Regions from separate parts of the Homo sapiens genome. Here region 2 is linked to region 1. The links are chromatin loops, found by intact Hi-C in ENCODE. Cell type or tissue: K562. All regions are shown on one strand. Links, peaks and the distances in the headings refer to the core of each region. The heading gives the core; the rest is flanking DNA.

Region 1 (10,500 bases), core at 1,140-9,139:
CTGGAATACATTTTTATAATGATGTATCCAATATTTTTTAAGTTGTCAAAAATAATCTTTTTAAAATGTTCTTAAAGTTAATTGAAAAATTAGTTTCAAATGATGTACATTTTAAAAATATGTTGGGGAGCATAATAATAGTGAAATAACTATTGAAATTAAATGTTTTTGTCTTTAAATGTTAAAATGTGTATTCTTACAGGGAAGAATCCCACTGATGCATACCTTGATGCCATGATGAATGAGGCCCCAGGGCCCATCAATTTCACCATGTTCCTGACCATGTTTGGTGAGAAGTTAAATGGCACAGATCCTGAAGATGTCATCAGAAACGCCTTTGCTTGCTTTGATGAAGAAGCAACAGGTGAGTGCTATTTGTTTATGCCCAGCCTCATTCCACACTATATAAAGTACTTCTGTGAAATAGAAGGGGTTTTCTTTTTTTACCTTTAGAAAATATTTGCTTAAGAATAATTTTGTAAGCATATGATCTGTTTCTGAGCTTTTAAATGATTTGATCTAATATTAACACAGAACTCTAAGAATAATTGGAAAACATAATGATATAGTTCATATAGCCTTAGTTCACTAACTTACTTTGTTTATAGATATGGATATTCTGAAATATTTTATACGATTGACAAGCTTTAGGAATGAACCATCAAAGTGCCAGGAAGTATTGATGACTGCTTTCTTCTTTCTATTGTCTTCCAGGCACCATTCAGGAAGATTACCTAAGAGAGCTGCTGACAACCATGGGGGATCGGTTTACAGATGAGGAAGTGGATGAGCTGTACAGAGAAGCACCTATTGACAAAAAGGGGAATTTCAATTACATCGAGTTCACACGCATCCTGAAACATGGAGCCAAAGACAAAGATGACTGAAAGAACTTTAGCTAAAATCTTCCAGTTACATTGTCTTACTCTCTTTTACTTCTCAGACACTTCCCCCACCCTCATAGAACCTGTTGCATGCAACTTAGTTTCACAGCTTTGCCTCTTCTTTTTGATGTATTTATTCCAGACCTTTCTGCCACTTAGCACTTGTATAATCAGACTGGAAATGGGGATGAGGGTGTAAATTGTATTGAAAAAGATCGCGAATAAAAATCAACAAATGTGAAAGCCCAGAAAAATATATTCGTATTTCTGGTTTTGCTGGATTTTTACATTTTTATATAATAAAAATGTTATTTTGAAATAAAGATTATGCTGACTCAAATGCAATGTAATGGCAAGTTAAACAAATGATTGATAGGTGGGGGTAGTCCTTTTTTCAGGTTTTCAACTTCATATGATTCAGGTTTTATGGTAAAATTGATTTTTCACATATATGGGACAGTGTTCTTCAGAACTTTTAAGTACCCTTTAACATTATTATGCAGTAAAAACTAGTTATGCCATTGTTTTTCACGCTTCTAGTCAGATGTTTATTAAATGATAAATATAGAATGTATCTGGGAAAACATTAAACATTGCGTTCATCTAAGATTCTGAGAAGAGGCAAAATTCCGAAGATTAGTTATTGTACATTTACTATATGTGGAGCGTTGTGCCTACACAATTTTTCTTGAATCTTCCCAACAACCTTGTGGGATTTTTATTAGCCCTGTATTTCAAGTGGGAGGACCTAGCATACTTGAGCAGTTGATTAGGGTAACTATTAGGACATGAGTTGGAATTCCAACCTAGGGCACCTAACTTCAGAGCTCACAGTGCTGGAACCACGATACTGTCTCTGAAAAGCCCCAAATGTCTAAAAGAGTCAAGACATTTCTGTTCTATTATGATACAATTCTGTGGTCATTATTGAAATTTAAAATAATCTTGGGGTAATTGATGATTGGAACAGAATTTCAGAAAATTCTATTCCAGGTTAAAATAAACAATACTATTGTGTGTTTGAAGGCACTTCATGTAATATATAGACTAGAAAAGAGCCGAAAGACAAGGTTGCTGTGAGCTCAGAATCCTCAAGGCCAAGCAATACGAGAATAAAGAGAACAATCTAAAAAAGGAAAAAATCCGTTTTAAAAAATTACCCAACGTTGTTCAATACCGATTTCCCCTCTTAAAAGTATTGTGATGGTATTTTGTCTGCTTAACACCAAAGCATTTATATGTTGTTTAATATTGGTGCTTTACAACTTGGGGCAGTAGGCTGGTCTGTATTCACTTGCTAACAATTTGCCTGGGCTTCCTTTTATCATTAGAATGAGGGAGCAGCTCATATGAACTGTCACATTTATCACCCAATCCTCTTAGTCTCTGAGGTATCAGTTCTACTTTTTATTAATAGACCTGAAGTTTAGACTGAAGCTCCTGCCCAAGATCTAACAAATATAAGAATCTACATCTGGCTCTTTTTTCCACTTAGAAGCTTAAACTCACCACAATGTGTCACAAAACCAGGTGGAGAATTGTGTGTTTCACAGGAAACAGAAAAATACGGTGGGATAATCTTGATGATTATTGAACCATTGTCAACCACCTGTTATGTACCCTACACTGTTGTAAGGGTTGGGGATAACTGGGGGGTGGGACAGACAAGGATGCTGCCCTCGTGGGACTGCATTCTCTGCTGGCAGACAATCCATGTGCAATTTCAGGTTAAGTGCTGTGCAGAGAACTGGGCATGCATGACAGGGTGGTCAGGAAAGGCCTCTGGGTGGTAAGCTGAGATCTGAATGACAGGAAGGAGGTCCGGACCCATGTGAGGATCAGGGCGAGGCTGTCGTGTGGTAGGAGCATCGGGAGAGCACATGGATGATACGGGTCCAGGGAGGGTATTTGGAGCAGAGTCCTAATGTGAAATGCAGGGAAGAAAGGTGATTTATATTTTTAAAATCAGTGTTGGTGCTGTGTCTTGAATGGAGGGGCACGAAGAGAAGCAAGAAGGCCGGTATGGAGGCTGTTGCCGTCGTCCAGGCAAGAGGGGGCAGCATGGACTCAGGTCCAGGGGAGATAGCTATAAAACGCCTCTCCGGGTCCTATCTGTTTCCTCCCCTCCAGCTCAGCCTTGTTTCCATCTCTGGCATAATCGTAACTGTGCTTATTTTATTGATCTGCTTAAAGCCAGATTTGAAAAATTGAGAGAAAAGTTTTGAAGATTAAAAACAAAAAAACTTAGTTGTTTCTCGACTGCCTTACGTTTACCTGACACACTGTTCTGTTTCATCTGTATTATTTGTGAAGAGTGTTGTGGAATCCAGTAGTGGAAGACACCTGGGCCAAGACTTTGTTTCTTTTTGGTGTCCAGTAAATATTATTAATGATGACGATGAAAACTTTGTCTACTTAATATCTCCTTTTGAGAACCACATAGTGACAATCTCCTAAGTTGATGGTTGATTCTGTGGCCACTGCAGTGAGTGTGTGTGTGTGGTCACATAGTGAAAATGCACTGAGTATTCACTATGTACGAAGCACGTTACACAACTGCCCTTTGAGGTAGGTCTTTTTGGGTTTTTTTTGTTTTTTTTTTTTGAGACAGAGTCACTCAGGCTGAAGTACAGTGGCACAGTCTTGGCTCACTGCAACCTCCACTTGCAGGTTCAATCAAGCGATTCTCGTGCCTCGGCCTCCCAAGTAGTTGGAATTACAGGTGTGCACCACCACACCTGGCTAATTTTCGTATTTTTAGTAGAGATGGGGTTTCACTATGTTGGCCAAGCTGGACTCAAACTCCTGGCCTCAAGTGATCCGCCCGCCTCAGCCTCCCAAAGTGCTGGGATTACAGGCATGAGCCACCGCGGCCGGCCTGAGGTAGGTATTGTTATCCCTGTTCTACAAATGAAATGTCAGGGGGCAAGGAAGTAACTTCCCAAAGTTACACAGGGAATAAGCAGTGGGGCAGTCACCTGAGCGCAGGCAGTTGTGCTCCTCCCAAGAAAGTGATTATGGAAACACCGTCGATAGTTTCTTATGGTCATGAGCCAGTTTTACAAGCGTTTGTGAATTGTGCTTGATCCTCAGAACGCTAGGAAGTGGATAAAGTAGGAATTGTCATCCCATTTCACAGATGAGATTACTGAAGTTACCTGACCTGCTCAACTTTGTATAACTAAAGAAGCTAGAGAAATGTCGAGCTTCTAACCTTTTTGACCGAGATGGGTGCTTCTCATTAAACCTATAATTTCCTAATTACATAATTAGTACCTGTAGCCTGATCAGAATGTCTCACAATGTATATATTTAATACTGTCTATCCTACGAGCAGCAATTATACTGATTTGCATCTCAAAATTGATATGTGTTAAAATATAAGAAACAGAAATATAAAATAAATTTATATTTCTTAAATTATAAGAAACACAGTTTTTGAAATAGAAACATAAACTACTGAAAAATCGGGTATAAAAAGATCCCTTAGAAACATCATCTGGGAAATCTGAATGAGGATGTAAAGATTTATCACATACTAAAATTTCAAGAAAAGGTTTCTTGTATAGAAAAATGATGAAGATGATGGATTGCACATATCACACAGTCTCTTAAGTGGATCTTTTTTTTTTAGAATGGTTGTCATAGGCAATTTTAGAGACAATAACTAGAAGTGTCACTAGGTGGCACTATTGTTCTTAATATAGTACTGTCTTAACCCATTCCCTAATGAATTTGAGATAAAGCAGCCAAATCATGAGTATCTAGACAGCATTATTGTCAGTAATGCTGTGACTTTCTCAAAGTTGTTTCTTAAATAATTGATGAAAAGTCTTACAATTAAATTCATACTATTTCATGAGCCCCAAATGTAGGGAATAATCTCTAGGACTCCTTTTTACAAATATCAATGGCAAATTCCCTTCCCCTTCTCCACCCCTTTTGCCTTTTCCTTCCCCTTCCCCTCCCCTCTTTTTTCCTTCCTTCCTTCCTTCCTTCCTTCCTTCCTTCCTTCCTTCCTCCTTCCTTCATTAATTTACAAGTATTTATTGAGTGCTTGGAAAGTGCCAGAATCTCAGCTTGGCTCCAGTGGCTTTTACACCGAAATAATGACCTTTGTTGAACATGAGATCATAGGCTTTGCACTGAAAAGACCAGACTTCCTCCACTTACTGACTTGAACAAGTCGTTCTTGTTACCATCACTTCAATTTTAGAGATGAGAAGGCTAAAGCACAGAGCTAGTGGTTATGTATGAAAATACTCTGTAAAATTATGCTTTATATAGGAATGCTATTATTACCACCTCAGGAATGTTGAGAACTGTATCTATTATAGTTCTAGATAATATACTCTAATAAGGCACCTAAGCTGATGAAAAACAGGTCTAGCACAAATGACTATGAGACAGCTTCTATTTTTTTTTTCTTTGAGATGGAGTCTTGCTCTGTCACCCAGGCTGGAGTGCAATGGCGTGATCTCGGCTCACTGCAACCTCCACCTCCCAGGTTCAAGAGATTCTCCCGCCTCAGCCTCCCAAGTAGCTGGGACTACAGGCGCCTGCCACCACGCCCAGCTAATTTTTGTATTTTTAGTAGAGACAGGGTTTTGCCATGTTGGCCAGGCTGGTCTCAAAAGGTACGAAAAGTATTTTGTGAGATGCGTATGAATGGGGGTGTTTAAATATAAAACACTGTTCTAACACGTCTCACAGGAGACCAGCCTAATCTTTTACCAGCCGCACTTAACTGCAGTTGATTGTATTGCCAGGACACAGGCTTCCTTTCAGACAGTCATTCTTAATGAACTTGATGATGATTCATATTTCCTCGTGGACACTGGTAACTAGCACAGCGAAAACCAATCTGAGGACCTTCGTCTACTCGCATTTTTTAATAATCCGAGTGTAAATTGAGGTTGGCTCATTTGGGAGGTTGTGCTTACTGTACTTTTTCTCAAGTAATCTTTTATTCAATCTATTTATTCAGTTCTTACTTACTGAAGTGTACATTACATCTGAGAGCCGAGGGTGATAGCGAAACTAGGACCCTACTCTCTGGGAGTGTTTTAATGCCCAGCACTTTGGAAGCACGTAACGAATGTGAGTTCTTATCTGTTACCAGGGTGCCAAACAGCTGTTCAGGAGCTGCGACGGGTGTCTAACTGCTCACTGAAGAGGTCAAAGAGAGCTTTGAGAAATGCTTGCCCTGACAGTGATGTTTGTTCTCTCAGTGCTACCGCTGATCGCCTTCATACCAGCCAATCGCATAGCTGAGAACTCAAGCAAGCACGAAATAGAAAAACCTCAATTTGAAGAGTTTTATATTGAAAATATCCAGGATTTCCTGATTATTTTACAGACAAGCTAACGAAATTCAGTAGATGACCTGCGTTTCATCGCTGCCAGATGATAAACATTTGGGAGCAGGGACCACTTGCTGAAAGGCATCTTGAGAGATATGCTCCCACTTCTCAGATCGGAAGACTAAGGCCCCAAAGCCTCCAGATCTAGCCTCTTAATCCAGGCTTCTTCTTAGCCACTGTGGTCTCACCCCGTTTATCAGGCAGTGGGATCTGTCTGCCCCACCCAACTCCAGAGCTTTTCCTTTTGTTTTGGAATTGCCCTTGAGTTCTGCGCTGCTCTTCTCCTCTTCCCCGTGGGTATGAAAACACCAAGGATGTCAACAGGAAAAGACAAGGATCTGTAAACAGAGAAGCGAGCAGGAAACAAGGCCCGCATTCATGGGAATAAACTCAGCAACCCTAGAACATTTGCCATTCATAACGGCAAATTTTAATCAGTGGTGCTGAGAAACTCTTCCCAAGCAAAAAAGGCTTGTGTCTCTCTGGGGTGGGCCTCTCTCCTTGCTCCAAATCTGGTCTTAGTTCCCAGTCTAAGGTAGCTAGGGGATCTTCACAGCACACTCCTTGAACAATATCACATTTATATAACCTTGCCCCTCCCTTGTTTGTGAGTCTGGCTATTTCTTTCCCTGTTAAAAGACAAAACCCCAACCTCGTCATAGAACACCCACCAAACAAGAGCAGGAATCCCTCTTTATCTGATGGGCTTGCCATGCAGAGCTGCGGACCCTGAGTTGCCTGGCAGATGGGAAGCAAGCCCATCCTGCCCTGTGGAGGGGAGGGGCGGAGGAGAGCCCACTGCCAGTCCACAGCGGCCACACTGGAGAGACCTGCAAATCCGGGCTGGCCGTGCAAATCCGGGCTCATTGTCAGGCTGGCAGCATTGGCCAGGCCTGAGTAAATCAAGTGAAACAGAAGACAGATGGATGTGACCAAGTTATTGCCAAGAGGAAACAGACAAGGTAATTTTAAAGAGATGAAAAATAAGCTTTTCTACTCTGCATAATCATGGAGATGGAAAAGGTTAGATTCTTGCTTACCTTTTCAGTGCATATCTGTGTTTTTATGCATATGATTTTTGTTGTGATTTTTTTCTTTTTGACCTCATATGTTGCACCTATCTGTCATGTCACTGCTACCACTTTGCTACTTTACCTGAATATGTGAAAACGGACCTCGATTTTGAAACTCTTCCGTGGCACATTTTTCTTTTATTTGAAAAGATGCGTTTGATTTAGAAAATACAAAGGCACTCTCCTACTTTCTTTGCACCTGGGCTAAATTGGACATAGGTATCAAAATTAGCTACCTCCTCACCTGTGAAAGAGACACTGATAACAGATTGAGGGTGGGATGGGCCGGCCGTGAGGACCTGTGGTGCAGGTCGGGGTTGTCCAGGCCAGGGCAGTGTGAGTCAGGGACAAGTATGTGTTCCAGCTTTTGTGCTTGTGTCACAGAGGTCAGAAATGACAAGCAGATAGGGAAATCTGTGGCTTTGGTTTAAAATAGAGCCCAGGTAGGCCGGGCACAGGGGCTCACACCTCTAATCCCAGCACTCTGGGAGGCCGAGGCGGGCGGATCACCTGAGGTTGGGAGTTCGAGACCGCCTGACCAACGTGGAGAAACCCCGTCTCTTCTAAAAATACAAAATTAGCTGGGCATGGTGGCCTATGCCTGTAATCCCAGCTACTCGGGAGGCTGAGGCAGGAGAATCACTTGAACCCGGGAGGCGGAGGTTGCGGTGAGCCGAGATCACGCCACTGTACTGCAGCCTGGGCAACAAGAGTGAAACTCCCTCTCAAAAAACAACAAAAAAAATAGAGCCCAGGTATTGTATTTTGAAATCAATTTATATATAATATGTGTGTTCCATGCATATGTGCACATGTGTGTTCATGCAGCCATAAATCAAACATCTCTGGAAAGACACACCAGAAGCTAGTTGCTGTTGTGGTGGGAATTTGTAGCCATGGGCCAGGGGTGAGAGGAAAACTTAATTACATTGTAAACACTTTCTTTTTAAAATTTTAGAATGTGCACTTGCATTTCCCATTAAAACTAAAACATATGATAATCATCTTAACTAAAGGATATATTCTTTACAAGCATAGGAAAAATCTCAAAGTAGTCCCATTAAGCAATTTCTTCCTTGGCATAAGGGGAATAAAATCCTAGTTGTCACCTCAGTTTGAAGGGAGGTTAAAGTGGGTTATCTTTCCTTTATGACTTTACTACAGAGATGTTGAAGGGCCAAGCATATGTTCCCAAGTAAGCAAGTGGCTCTTGAGTACCATGGGTTCGGGGGCTCCTGATAGCAGTGCTACGGCAAAGATGGTGAGAACTTTGGTGTTTGTGTTGGTTGGGCCTGGATGCCACCTTCCTGGCCCTGTCATTGGTTCACCCGTATTCTTAGAAAGATCTGAGCTGGAGTGGTGGAGATTGAGAAAATGAATGAATTGGAAGAAGATTCTGAAGAAGTAGGAGTGACTGAAGAATCTGTGAGCTCCTCTATTGACAGGGAAGAGCTCCCTTCCCTGTGGCCCCCAATACAAATGTGAAAACCAATCCCAGAAAAAAACAACAACAAAGATCACTAATAGCAGTAGAAAAAAATACATTGGGGGTGGGAAATATTATATTCTAATATTAGAAGTAGGAGACTAGTTAAGGAGCTCCTGCAGCACTTCGGCCAAAAAGGAGTGAGATGGTGAAGAAGCGGGCAGTTGCAGAAATGATAGGAGTGACACCGTGCTTTCCCTCCCCTGGAAGACAGGGATCAGGATGTCGCTGCAGGTCTACTTGAAGGTATCAGTAGAAATGGACAGACAGCATCTGTATTAGTCAGTTCTTACACTGCTACAAAGACATACTTGAGACTGGGTAATTTATAAAGGAAATAGGTTTAACTGACTCACAGATCTGCAGGCTGTACAGGAGGCTTGGCTGGGAGGCCTCAAGAAACTTACAATCATGGCTGAAGGGGAAGCCAGCACGTCTTACATGGCGGGAGGAGGAGGAAGAGAGAGAGCGGGAGGAGGGAAGAGAAAGAGCGAAAGGGGAAGTGCTACATACTTTCAAATGACCAGATCTTGTGAGAGCTCTATCACAGGAACGGCAAGGGGGACACCCACCCCAACCAGGCCTTTCCTCCAACACTAGGAATTACAATTCGACATGAGATTTGGGTGGGGACACAGAGCCAAACCATATCAACATCCAAGCCTATGTCAGATCAAGGCCTAGGGAACTCGTGCAAAGGCAGTATCAAATGCATCCAACTTCGCCAGGAGGAGGGAGCTAAAGGATCAGACCAGGTGGGATGGAGAGTGAAGGGAGAAAGTGCAAGTAGATGCCAGAGTGGCCTGATTTTGTGGGTCACTTGCAGCTGCTGGTGAGCATACTAGGAGCCCTGAAGGAGACACAGGGAACACATATATGGGGATGGATAGGAGTCTGGGATCACTCACTTTCAGGCTTACGGAGTAGCTGAGTGGGTGGAGGTGTAGTCAAGAGAGATAGAGAGTTCAGGACAAAGTTTTGGGGGAGAAAATGACGAGTTCAGTTTTAAACATTTTTTTTTTCAATTTTAATTTTTCATTTTTGTGGGTCCACAGTAGGCAAATATATTTATGGCATATATGAGATATTTTGATACAGGCATGCAATGCATAATAATCACATCCATGTAAATGGGGTTTCCATTACCTCAAGCATTTAGCATTTCTTTGTGTTACAAACATTCCAACTATACTCTTTCAACTACTTAAAGATGTACAATAAATTATCATTGACTGTAGTCACCCTGTTACGCTACCAAATACTAGATCTTATTCATTCTCTCTAACTTTATTTTTGTACCCGTTAACCATCCCCACTTTCCCCTGCCTCCGACTACCCTTCCTAGCCTCTGGTAACCATCCTTCTTCTATCTCCATGAGTTCAATTGTTTTAATTTTTATCTCCCACAAATGAGTGAGAACATGTGAAGTTTGTCTTTCTGTGCCTGGCTTATTTCACTTAATATAATGATCTCCAGTTCTATCCATGTTGTTGCAAATGACAGGAACTCTTTTTTCTTTTTTATGGCTGAATAGTTCTCCACCATGTATACATACCACATTTTCTTTATCCATTCATCTGTTGATGGACAGTTAGGTTGCTTTCAGATCTTGGCTATTGTGAATAGTGCTGCAATAAACATGGGAGTCAGACATTTCTCGGATATACTGATTCCCTTTCTTTTGGGCATATAC
Region 2 (10,500 bases), core at 1,677-9,676, 590 kb after region 1:
CATTCCAAAATTAAATTAAGCAAAGAATATTAAATGGGCAGACAGTGCATATTTGTCCGTAAGAACCTTACAGTGTTATTAACAATGTTATAACTACAATTAGGCTGGCAGTCTCATGGGGTCAGTAGTATTGTTTCTTGTTGAAACAGACAAGCAAATAAACACAAGGAGCCTTGAGTAAAGGTTCTTTCATAGGTTGAGATATACATTTCCACTGACATGAAATAATGTCCTATTACAACCTTTTTATATATCTCACTTTGCAAATCAACCTCATATATTACTTGTTTTCAAACATGACTACTTTCCAAACTAGATTTAGTTTTACACCTAATCATAGAAGTAGAACCTGTTTTTTAAACCATAATTATTCATTTTTAATTGTTATTAAAAGAAATTCTCATTTAAAAATCCTTCAAGAGAAGACCAAAGGAAATATTTGCAAAGCAGAGGCATCATGTTATGGTGGAAAGCAAACAGATTGTGGAATCAGACAGGCCAGAGTTTAAATCTCAGTTTTGTCACTTACTAGGAGAATAATCTTGAGCAAATTTAATACCCTCCTTTTCATATAAAACAGGGGTCAGAACGGCTACCCCAGAAACTTCCAGAAATAAAGACAATGTAAGAAGAACAATGTATGGTAAACACAAGTCCATAGAACCTTCTTAGTAAGTTAAAGTTCTTCTTACTCTCCTTCTTGTTCCCTTTACCCCATCTTCATCTTATTCTTAGTCATGGTCACATAAAAGTGGATCCAGCATGGGATGGAGATGAAAAGATGTTCAGTATGGTGCTGTGGAAAGAGCACTAGCCTGGGAGTCAAGGGGCCTGTGTGTTCCTAAAAAAGTCAATTCCTCTTTTTTTGGGTCACAGCTGGAGAAAAGGTATGAAGGTAACATAAGAATTTGTCTATCAGAGCTTAAAGCCCAAAAGTGATTTTGTAGTCTGAGTCAATCAGGAACTCCTGGAGTCCCAGGATCAATTGCTGTCTTTTTAATGAAGGGCAGGGCACCAGGGCTGCAGTCTGGACTGCTGCTGCTGCTGCTAATACAACTTACCACACTGGGGACGGATAACTTTCCAAGCTCAGAATACAGATCCCAATTTTTTGGGGGGAACTTATCAGAGTTTTCCGATTGATCTCATTTATTAAGAGTGGGCTTATTAAGAACAGATACAGAAGTTTCCCTCCTGGATCATTAAACTCTTTCTTAGACAGCTTAGATTGATTAATAGGGAAGGAATGGGCAGTAGTTTTCAAATTATAGACAGCCCAGGTACAGGGTGGGGTGGGGTGGCTTGGGGAGAGAATTTAGATTTGAAACCTCCTGTTCTTGCGTCCATGTGAGTAGTGCTGTTTTAAATTGTTTTACATGTTTTGCTTTATTTGAACACAGACTTTGGTGGTTAAAAAGTACAAAATGCACTGGGCTAAGTGATACTTTGAGTTGTTCCAGACACCTGCTTCTATTGATGGTGTGTGTTCTTGGAAAATTAATAAAGAAAGGCATAATGAGATGCTCTTTCTAGAAACTTTAGCAATAGACAGGGCGTAGGCCACAGCAAATTAGATCCAGCCACCAGAGTGGAAAGGGCAGGGGCTGGGACTGGAAGGAAATGTCTTGAATATCCATCAAGTGTGGAATTAGTGTTATTTTTTATTTTATTTATATATATTTTTTGAGACAAAGTCTTGCTGTGTCACCCAGGATGGAGTGCAGTGGTGCTACCTTGGATCACTGTAACCTCTGCTTCGCGGGTTCAAGCAATTCTCCTGCCTCAGCTTCCCAAGGACCTGGGAACTACAGGCACATGCCACCACACCCGGCTAATTTTTTTGTATCTTTAGTAGAGACGGGGTTTCACTATGTTGGCCATGCTGGTCTTGAACTCCTGACCTCGTGATCCGCCCGCCTTGGCCTCCCAAAGTGCTGGGATTACAGGTGTGAACCACTGCGCCCAGCCAGAATCAGTGTTATTAACACTGTGAGTCACAGTGTGGGTAACATCAAGATAACTTGAAAATAAGAGGAGCTCAGGAAGACTTTTGAGTGCCACTGCTTTTCCCCGCCTCTCTCCACAACTGAGGGCCATGGAAATGCCACTTAGCCTCTCCAGATCTCAGTTGTCTCATTGTAAACTGACAATCTTGGACTAGGATTCCCTTCCAAATTATGTAATAAAATAGCTGCACAAAAGGAAAGGGAAAAGAAGTGAGAGAAGGGAGTACTGGGGAGGGGAAAGTATTGCTGAGCTCAGCTCTCTTGCTAAAGAGGGTTCACGGGGTGGGGAAGGAAGGAGGAGGGGATGAAATTAACCACTGGTATGGGTTTCTAAGGCTTGTGTCAGTAAGATCAGTGAACGAAGAAATTAAGGTCCTGCCTAGCATGGGCACAGTGTTCCAGGAGTGTCATGCCCCACTCTGGGGGCTCTGTGATGTGGACCATGGGTGGGGCCTCGTAGGCAAAAGAGAAGGGCTGTTGGGAGGAGAAATGGGGATGGGGAAAATCATTTCAAATTTCCCATGATGGAAAGGCTACAGGAATTGGTTATCTAGATTTACAAATAGAATCTAATAAATAAAACTTGTTTTTTTTTATTTTTTGTTTTTATAGCAGTGTGAAAGTCAAAGTACATGTTTTTAAAGAAGCATGAAAGTTCAGATGAGACACACTTGATGGCTTGTTCAGTTCATGAGATCTTCTGGCATGAAATAAAATGTTTCTTTTTCCATGCAGTGATTGCGTAACTCAAATATGGCAAAGCTACCTACACGATAATTTTCGGCCTGTGGATTTGATTTTTCATAAGCCTCACCACACACCCCTCACAGAAAGCTCTTGTTTCTAGTGGATTCGTTTCACCTCCTTTGTGAAAGCCTTAGAGAGAAGGCAGTAAGCAGGGAAAATCAGCTATTTATAGGCGTTTTTGACTAAAAGTGTCTGCTCAGCGTGCCATGGAATACTTCCAAGAGGTGGGAGAACAGGAAACGATCTAAAATCGACTAGAAGGCTGGAGGAGTGTTATGGGGGAATGATTTTGCAGGGGAGTCATTTTCAGAAAGCTCAGGTTTCATTTGCAAACAAATGAACTGACACCCCTTGAGTTACAGATAAGCCTTTGAAACTTTTGCTAGTTAAGGAGAGAAGACAAAGACATAAAATTTCTAAGGATTACAGGTAGGGTTCCTTTAAAGGACTTTAAAAGGAAAAGTCCTGTAGAAAGGCCTCTCTCCCTACTTATTTACTGCCTAAGGGGATGCTAGCCAGATGGACGTCCACAGAGGAGCTTAGACTGGCAGGTGGCATTCAGAGTGTAAACTGCAGGTCCTGGGATGGCCTACAGAGTCTTATAGTGTCCATAGGATGATCTCTATCATCACTAATTTCCACTTTTATAACCAAAAATGGCAAGCCTATTTGGTCAAGTTTTCATAATTAAGAGATATAATTTCATTAAATGTATTAAACCCTTCCTGTGAATTCTGAATGGTTTTGTTTTCATTGTTTTGATGACATTGGAGAAGCAGGCGAGGTAGAATTTAGACTGCCCAAAGTCACAGGGCTCACAGAAGAAGTTTGAACTTCCGATGGTTCTGTGGAGAAGAGGTCATGAGAGAGATCTGGCTTCAGTGTTTACTTGCTCTTTTCAATTTCTACAACATTAGAAGAATGATATACCTGGCTTAGCGACTTTGGGCACGAGCAAAGAAGAGTGATGGCCAAGGACATTTGGTCATCTTCTATCAATGGTGGAAAAGCACCACGGAGGAAACACTCCACAGAGAACCTGGTTCTCCTAAGCCAATTAAAGAGGTGATGATGGTGGATAGAGTTCCCTTGTAGACACCTCCTATGACTGTTATTACTAATTAAGCTTGTCCTGTTGACTTACCAGAGCTGTCTGGAATAAGGCAGCAGGAGCTTGACAGACTTAACGTATGAAAACAAAAGCAAGTGTGTATTGCGTTTTTTTTTTTTTTCCCTGTATGAATACACTAAAGCTTGAAGAAGCCAGAATTATATTCCATCAGCCAATATCAAGCCATGGGAAAACCTGATCCACTGAGGCTGAGCTATCAAAAGATTAATCCAGGCTGGTGCAGTGGCTCACAACTGTAATCTCAGCACTTCGGGAGGCCGAGGTGGGAAGATCCCTTGAGGCCAAAAGTTTAACACCATCCTAGGCAACATAGCGAAACCCCGTCTCTACATAAAAAATTAGTCTGGCACGGTGACCTGAGTCTGTAGTCCCAGCTACGCTGAAGGGTGAGGTGGGAGGGTCGCTTGAGCCCAGGAGGTCAAGGCTACAGTAAGCCATGATCACACCACTGGACTCCAGCCTGGGTGACAAAGGGAAACACTGTCTTTCAAAAAAGAAAAGAAAAAAAGATTGACTGTGATACTCTCGACTTCAGACGAAAGCTTTCTGCGTTTAGTCGGCACACAAGACAGTGAAATTTTACACCCACACTGTGATTAAGACCTACTGTCATCCCATATTGGAAAGGGCTTTTCTTTACCACAGAATCAGACATGCTAATCCCAATGCCAGCTTAATAAAAACTAGATGAAGTGAAATACAAAGGAAAAAGTGGTATGGTACATGAAACATGGGAAAGAGCTAAAGCTTGTTAATGTTTGAGGATCTACAAACTTGGAATATTTTCACACTGTATTTTTCATTTATTTCTCAAATTTGAAGTTAAATTTGTTTCTAAGACCTGAAGCAAACACAGTCATATCATCATGCCCATTTTACAGATGTAGAAATAGAAGTGCTAAGTAGAGCCCAAAGTCATGTAGCAAGCCAGCATCAATAAAGCTTGCAGTCAGAGCGCCTGAATCCCATATTTTCATCTATTAGGCTCTACTGCCCCCTTCAGTAAATACAATGAGAAATTAAGCCTTACAGTTCCCTAGAACTGGGTTACTTAAAATGCAGTTCTGGGATTGATCACTGTCAGAATCATCCCATATCTATGAAATCGGAATCTCTTGGGTGGATGCCAGAGATCCTCATTTTATAGACACTCTCAAGGTGATTCTTGTGCACATAAAATTAAGGAAGCTTTACCTCTAAATATTCAATGATAGAGCAAGTGGCCATACATATATATGATTCTCTACAGGCATACATGTGATATTATTGTGCCCATATGTACCCGTATTGATTCCACTTTACAATATTTCATGTAGCATTTCCAATTTTAGAGATAAATCCTTTCCAATCACTTACTTTTACATGTAGGGGGCAATAACTAAGAGATTAGCTTGTAGCTTTTAGCGTATGTATCCTGCACACTATTCCTCTCAGATTTGCTGCAGTTGCTCCCATTTAATATATTTGGTCCCATGGTCCCATTGTTCCAATACGTAATTCCTACCTGTCACACCATACATATTTTATACATAAATACATCTATCTATCTATCTATCTATCTATCTATCTATCTATCTATCTATCAAATAAAGTTTGGCCTTTGCAAATATGGTAACAGCTATGTTAATTTTTATCCTGGAGAAGTAAGATGAGGGATGCTGATTTCAAAGGAGTGGAAGATGCTGGAAGGATGCATGCTGTCTTCAAAATCTAACCAGGGCTCTGAGCAAATTCCCTAAAGATCACATATCCTAATGTGTTCTGCTCTATGCATCCTCCTTTGCTACGTGGTTTACCATGATCCAGGGAAAACTCATCCATTAAAGGAGGAACACACCAATTTCTTTTCTTTGGAAGTTAAAATAAATAATTGCAGGCATTATTTAGTTAATCTTTGCCTCTTCTGAGACTGTTGAGTCACAAACTTGCTTCAACTCTAACTTTCAGATAATGTCGCTTCTCCCTTTGCTTCCCTGTGCCTTGGCCCCATTGCCTTAAAAGGATGTTATGAGAATGGATAATAGAATATGTACAACATAATGGGAAGAGAACAGCACTGGTAGCCAGGCAGTGAGCCTGCGAGTGCCAGGTTCCACTGGCAAGATGACTGATTTCATCGAGGTATTTCCTTAGGATTTTTCTCTTTTCAAAAAACTAAATTGGACTAAATAATTTCAAAGCCTTCTTTTACAAGGAGATTATTAGATGAAAAATAGATAGGAAGATACAATGTCCGCATTGCAGGGAGATTAGTGTGAATGGGAAGCTACACCAGATGACCTTCTGATCAGGAGGTTCTACTATTCTAAAATTGTCATTTTAAGGGGAAAAAAACCCAACTCTGCCTGGTCCTTTAATTATGTATCTTATGATTTTAGAGTCTCGGAGAATTAAATCAGGGAGGAGTTAGACAATCTTGCAAGCGTATATTAAATTGTGGTTAAAAAAATTAAGGAGAGCAAAAGTCATTTATTTTACAATTGTTGGATTCTCCCTTATTAAGGGGACTAAAACCTCTTTATTCTTACACCAGAGAAGCAGGACATCCCTAACTAGTCTACACGAATGGTCCAAGGTGAAGTTCAATATAATCACTGGAAAAGCACAGTAATGAATTTTCCAACGTCTATGAAAAATCTGTTTCTCCACTTCATAGTCATACCTCTTCCATGGACTTTGTGAAATGGCACTCTTAAAATGGATCTGAGTTCATGAATCAGAGATCAAAAACAGCATGTGTATAAATGCATATTTTAGAAGTATTGTTGCAGGGATACCTATGCAGATAGAAGGTGTATATATAAACCTGCACACATGCACCTGGCATGCAGTAACCGCAGGCTCACATAATTCTGCTTCATAGACAGTTCTGTGATATCACAAGCCTGATTTTTGTGGGAAGTTTCCTAATTCTGTGAAACAATTAGTAGAAACTCCAGTTGACAGAGAACAGTGACCTAATATACACAAAAGGACCCACATATCCAGAAAATTCATTGTATAAATATATCTTAGAAATGGAAAAAAAGCAGGCATATTGCTAGACTTTAGCAAATGAAACAAAAAGTTTTTAATGAGAGTCCTAAATATTCCTACATTTAAAAGATCAGGGAATCAGAAGAGGTCTTTCTTTAATCACGTGAGTGCTCTCCAAGACAAAAAAAAAAAAAAAAAAAAATTAAAAACAAGAATTTGGTCAAAAGTAACAGTAAGAGTAAATGTTATGCCTTTCTTTACACAATATTTTCTCCTTTATCTCTGTGTAACAGTAATTAATTGATTCTTTATATCATTACCTTTTAGTTTATAAACATAGAGGACTGGGTTGAATATAAGTAAATCAGTCACTGAAAAAAAATTAATGCAATTACCTATTGTGGTTTTAATTTAAGAATTTGGAAAAACACTTAAATATGAATTTACCAAAATAATGTGAAAAAAAAATTCTCCCTGTGTGATAACCCACTAAGACAGATTGTTGTCTTTGAACCTAAACCCAAAGTGGTGGAAAACATAATCTAATTACAAATTAAAGTCAGCCTGGCAATACTGCATATATTTTTTAGCAGTTCCTAAAAAACCTGACACAAAAGAGCAATGTGTTCTACCATTCACAAATCACTGTGTAAAATTGTGTAATGCCATGATCTCATGTGGGCTAGAGACTGTGGGTGAATAGTTCTCTTAAAGAATGGTGAATGATTACCTTGATTTACTGTCTTTAATTTGCAATCAAGCAAACTGTCTTCTGAGGAGAATGGAAAAAGGGGAAACGAAATCTACTGGCCACTGAGAGATCCAAGGCTAGTTTTTCTCTTTCACTCTTTGCTAACTAATGCTATGCCTTTAATTAGTAGATTGGAATTCTGTGAGATCAGAAAGTGTGTGTTACAGGCAGAAACCTCTGACTGTGGCTAACCAAGCACTTTGGTGTTGCCGAAAATGTCTTTAGAAAACAGTGAAACTGAAGGCCAAGAATAATAAAGTTTCTTTAATAACTTCCAAGAAGGCTTTCCTATATATTTTTGATCTTCCCTTTACTACCACTGAGTCTTTCTGGACTGCTGCTTTCTCACAATGTTTTGTCAATTTTTTTTTCCCTTTATTAATTGGACCTGACAATAGTGAGAATAAAAGAGAATCAGAGAGAGAGAATTAACAGAATTCTGCTGCTGATCACTGATTCCACATCCAAAGTTAGCACCAGGCAGGAGCAATCTCATCTTTTTATGAATGAAGAGGGGCATCTCTACCAAGATCAGTGAAAAACAGGGAGAAGATTGTGCAAACCCAATAGGAAATCCATTCAGGAACCTTGACATTCACTTGCTGGATTATTAGGGCAATTTAAATTAAAAATAAAGAAAATCATCAATGAATGTGGTGGATGGGATTTCAGAAAAAGGCAGCAAAGAAACATCCCAGTAGCCAAAGTCATTAGCAGAACTGTTCAGCACTTTCATAAATTGCATGTAAAGTAGTTTTAACTGAATTGGGAGACTTAAAATTGTTCTAACACAAGAGGGAGGAAAACTCAGCCAGGGAAAGAAAACTCCCACTGGGCAAAGATGGAAATAATCTTGAACCAATTATTGAAAAAAATAATTTTACCTGTATTTAAAAGATCCTGGATTCATGCTTATGAATGCTTCCTCAGTGATCTTGTGTGGTACCTTATTTAAGCAGACCCCCACCCCCAAAAAGAGCAATCATCATAAATGTTAATTTTGCAAAGCAACAGTAACTATTCAGAATCCTGGTCCTGGAAAACAACCGATCATATTTCAATCACCAGCCATATAATATCCTCTAAGAGCACCTAGCAGATCTAAGGAGATCATGTGTCAATTAAAGATTTTATAAAGCCCTTGTGGAGACACAGATTTGTAGATATCTGATGTCTCCATCTGCTTTTTTACTATCTGTGCACACATTAATTTGTCAGCTCTTCCAGTCTTTCTAGCCATTATTTAGAGGAGAAATAAAATCACAAATACTACCCCTTCCTTTCCCTACCACAAAAACCATCCAAATCAACACCACACTATTACCAAATACAAAGTAATAAAAGAGTTATACCCAAACCTGGTCAGTCCTTCCATTTCTTGAAACTTGCACACAAACTGAAGAAACCCACTCAGCCTTAAAAAGGTCGATCATTTTGCTTTCCTAAAATTTCATCTCTGGGAGTGCTTTCCTTCTCGGTCTGTCTTGCTCTCTCTCTCGCTCCCTCTGTCTCTCTCTCTCCACTTCTACCGCGGAGAGAGCGTTTTGTTTCCCTTTTCCTGTTTCTACGGCTGAATGAATGCAAAATACACTGTTTGAAGGGATTTTTCTTTTAGGTTAACAGTTGGAAATCTAAAATCTTGCTCTTCTGAATGGCTTTATATGTCAGTCACTCAACATACAACATTTACATAAAGAGGCATAAACAGAACCAAGAATTCTGCTTTTTAAAAGCAAAAACAAAACAACAACAAAAACCACCTTTTATTCTATCTCTGAACCTCTTCCTATTTTATTTATTTAACTATTAAGCACTTACCCTGAGATGTGCCATAAATGCTTTATTCCAAATGTATAAGAGCCAACCACATCTCAACTGAGAATTAAACAGTTTTAATGTCTTCAAATCCATGTTCCTGCTCCCAACCCTAATACAGACAGTCACTGGCAGCGGTACAATAGTTCTAAACAGCAGACATCTGATTCTTGACATTTAAAAATAACAATATTGGAAAAAAAAGGAGTCCCTTTTTTTATTAACTGCAGACAGCTTGTGAGTGAGCACTTATCACTCATAATACAATTGACCGTATTAACTGGGACTTGCAACGATTTCAAGCTACAGTATTTGATTCCTAAGTCAATGTCAGGCAGAGGCTAAATACTTATAGACTTCTCATTTTCTATAGAATCATGGCAATGGCCTAAATTAAGCGAATTCTAAGTGATAATTCCGCAAAGAGAGAAGCAGAGCTTTGCTAGTATTTAGACTTTATTATTGGTGATTACTAATTTCATCTTTGTTAGTCTTGAATCAAATTAGGGACATAATCAGTTGTTTCATTGTTAGTCTAATTTCATATCCATGCCCTCTTAACTTCTCACATGCATATGAGGTCAAATGCACACATACATTTACCACAAAATAAATCAAGTAATAAAATAAAAAATACGCACTCATTTCCATTACTGAAGCATATTACGGAGTTGGGTAGATTTGGGATCAAGTGCTAGCTCCCCCACTTACTGTTTATGTGTTCCTGGGCAAATGATTTAAGCATTTGTGCCTGTTTTGTTGTCTATAAAACTAAAGTAAATAATACTCTACAAAGTTGTTTTGAGTACTTAATGAGACATACACAGTTTCTGGCACATAATAGATATTTGATATACACTGCTTCCTTCCTCTGCTTTGTATTTGGAGGAGGTAGAGATTGGGCATAGTAAATGAATACAGACTTTGAAAGCAGACAAATCAGTTTTGACCCAACGTGTTGCCACATACTAGCTGTGTGTCCTTGGGCAGGTTACTTAACCTAATTTACGAAATCTTAGCTTCTTCAACTGTGAAATATCTCTAGAATTTTAAAGAGCAAATTAGACAACATC

The links. A loop is a pair of places that touch in the nucleus more often than their neighbours do. Peaks named below come from ENCODE experiments on the same cell type or tissue, not always from the same donor. Only the 100,000 strongest peaks of a DNase experiment are listed, where the experiment ranks them.
Region 2: it touches region 1 in a loop (13-fold over the local background); 25 of 110 quality-filtered maps call a loop at or near these places.

What each region holds. Positions count from the first base shown.
Region 1 is chr18:3,277,051-3,287,550 of GRCh38, forward strand. MYL12B (myosin light chain 12B) reads left to right here. Exons shown (of 4, transcript NM_033546.4): 3 at 203-364; 4 at 715-1,411. The coding sequence ends at 887. Among named protein-coding and RNA genes, the nearest start is that of MYL12-AS1, 20 kb to the left of the region's middle. In K562, for the core only: CTCF peaks have their summits at 2,939 (motif pointing right) and 4,574 (motif pointing right); DNase peaks (open chromatin) are centred at 2,951 and 4,591.
Region 2 is chr18:3,865,184-3,875,683 of GRCh38, forward strand. The region is part of intron 4 of DLGAP1 (DLG associated protein 1); the gene reads right to left. Among named protein-coding and RNA genes, the nearest start is that of DLGAP1-AS3, 7.7 kb to the right of the region's middle. In K562, for the core only: a CTCF peak has its summit at 4,888 (motif pointing left); a DNase peak (open chromatin) is centred at 4,868.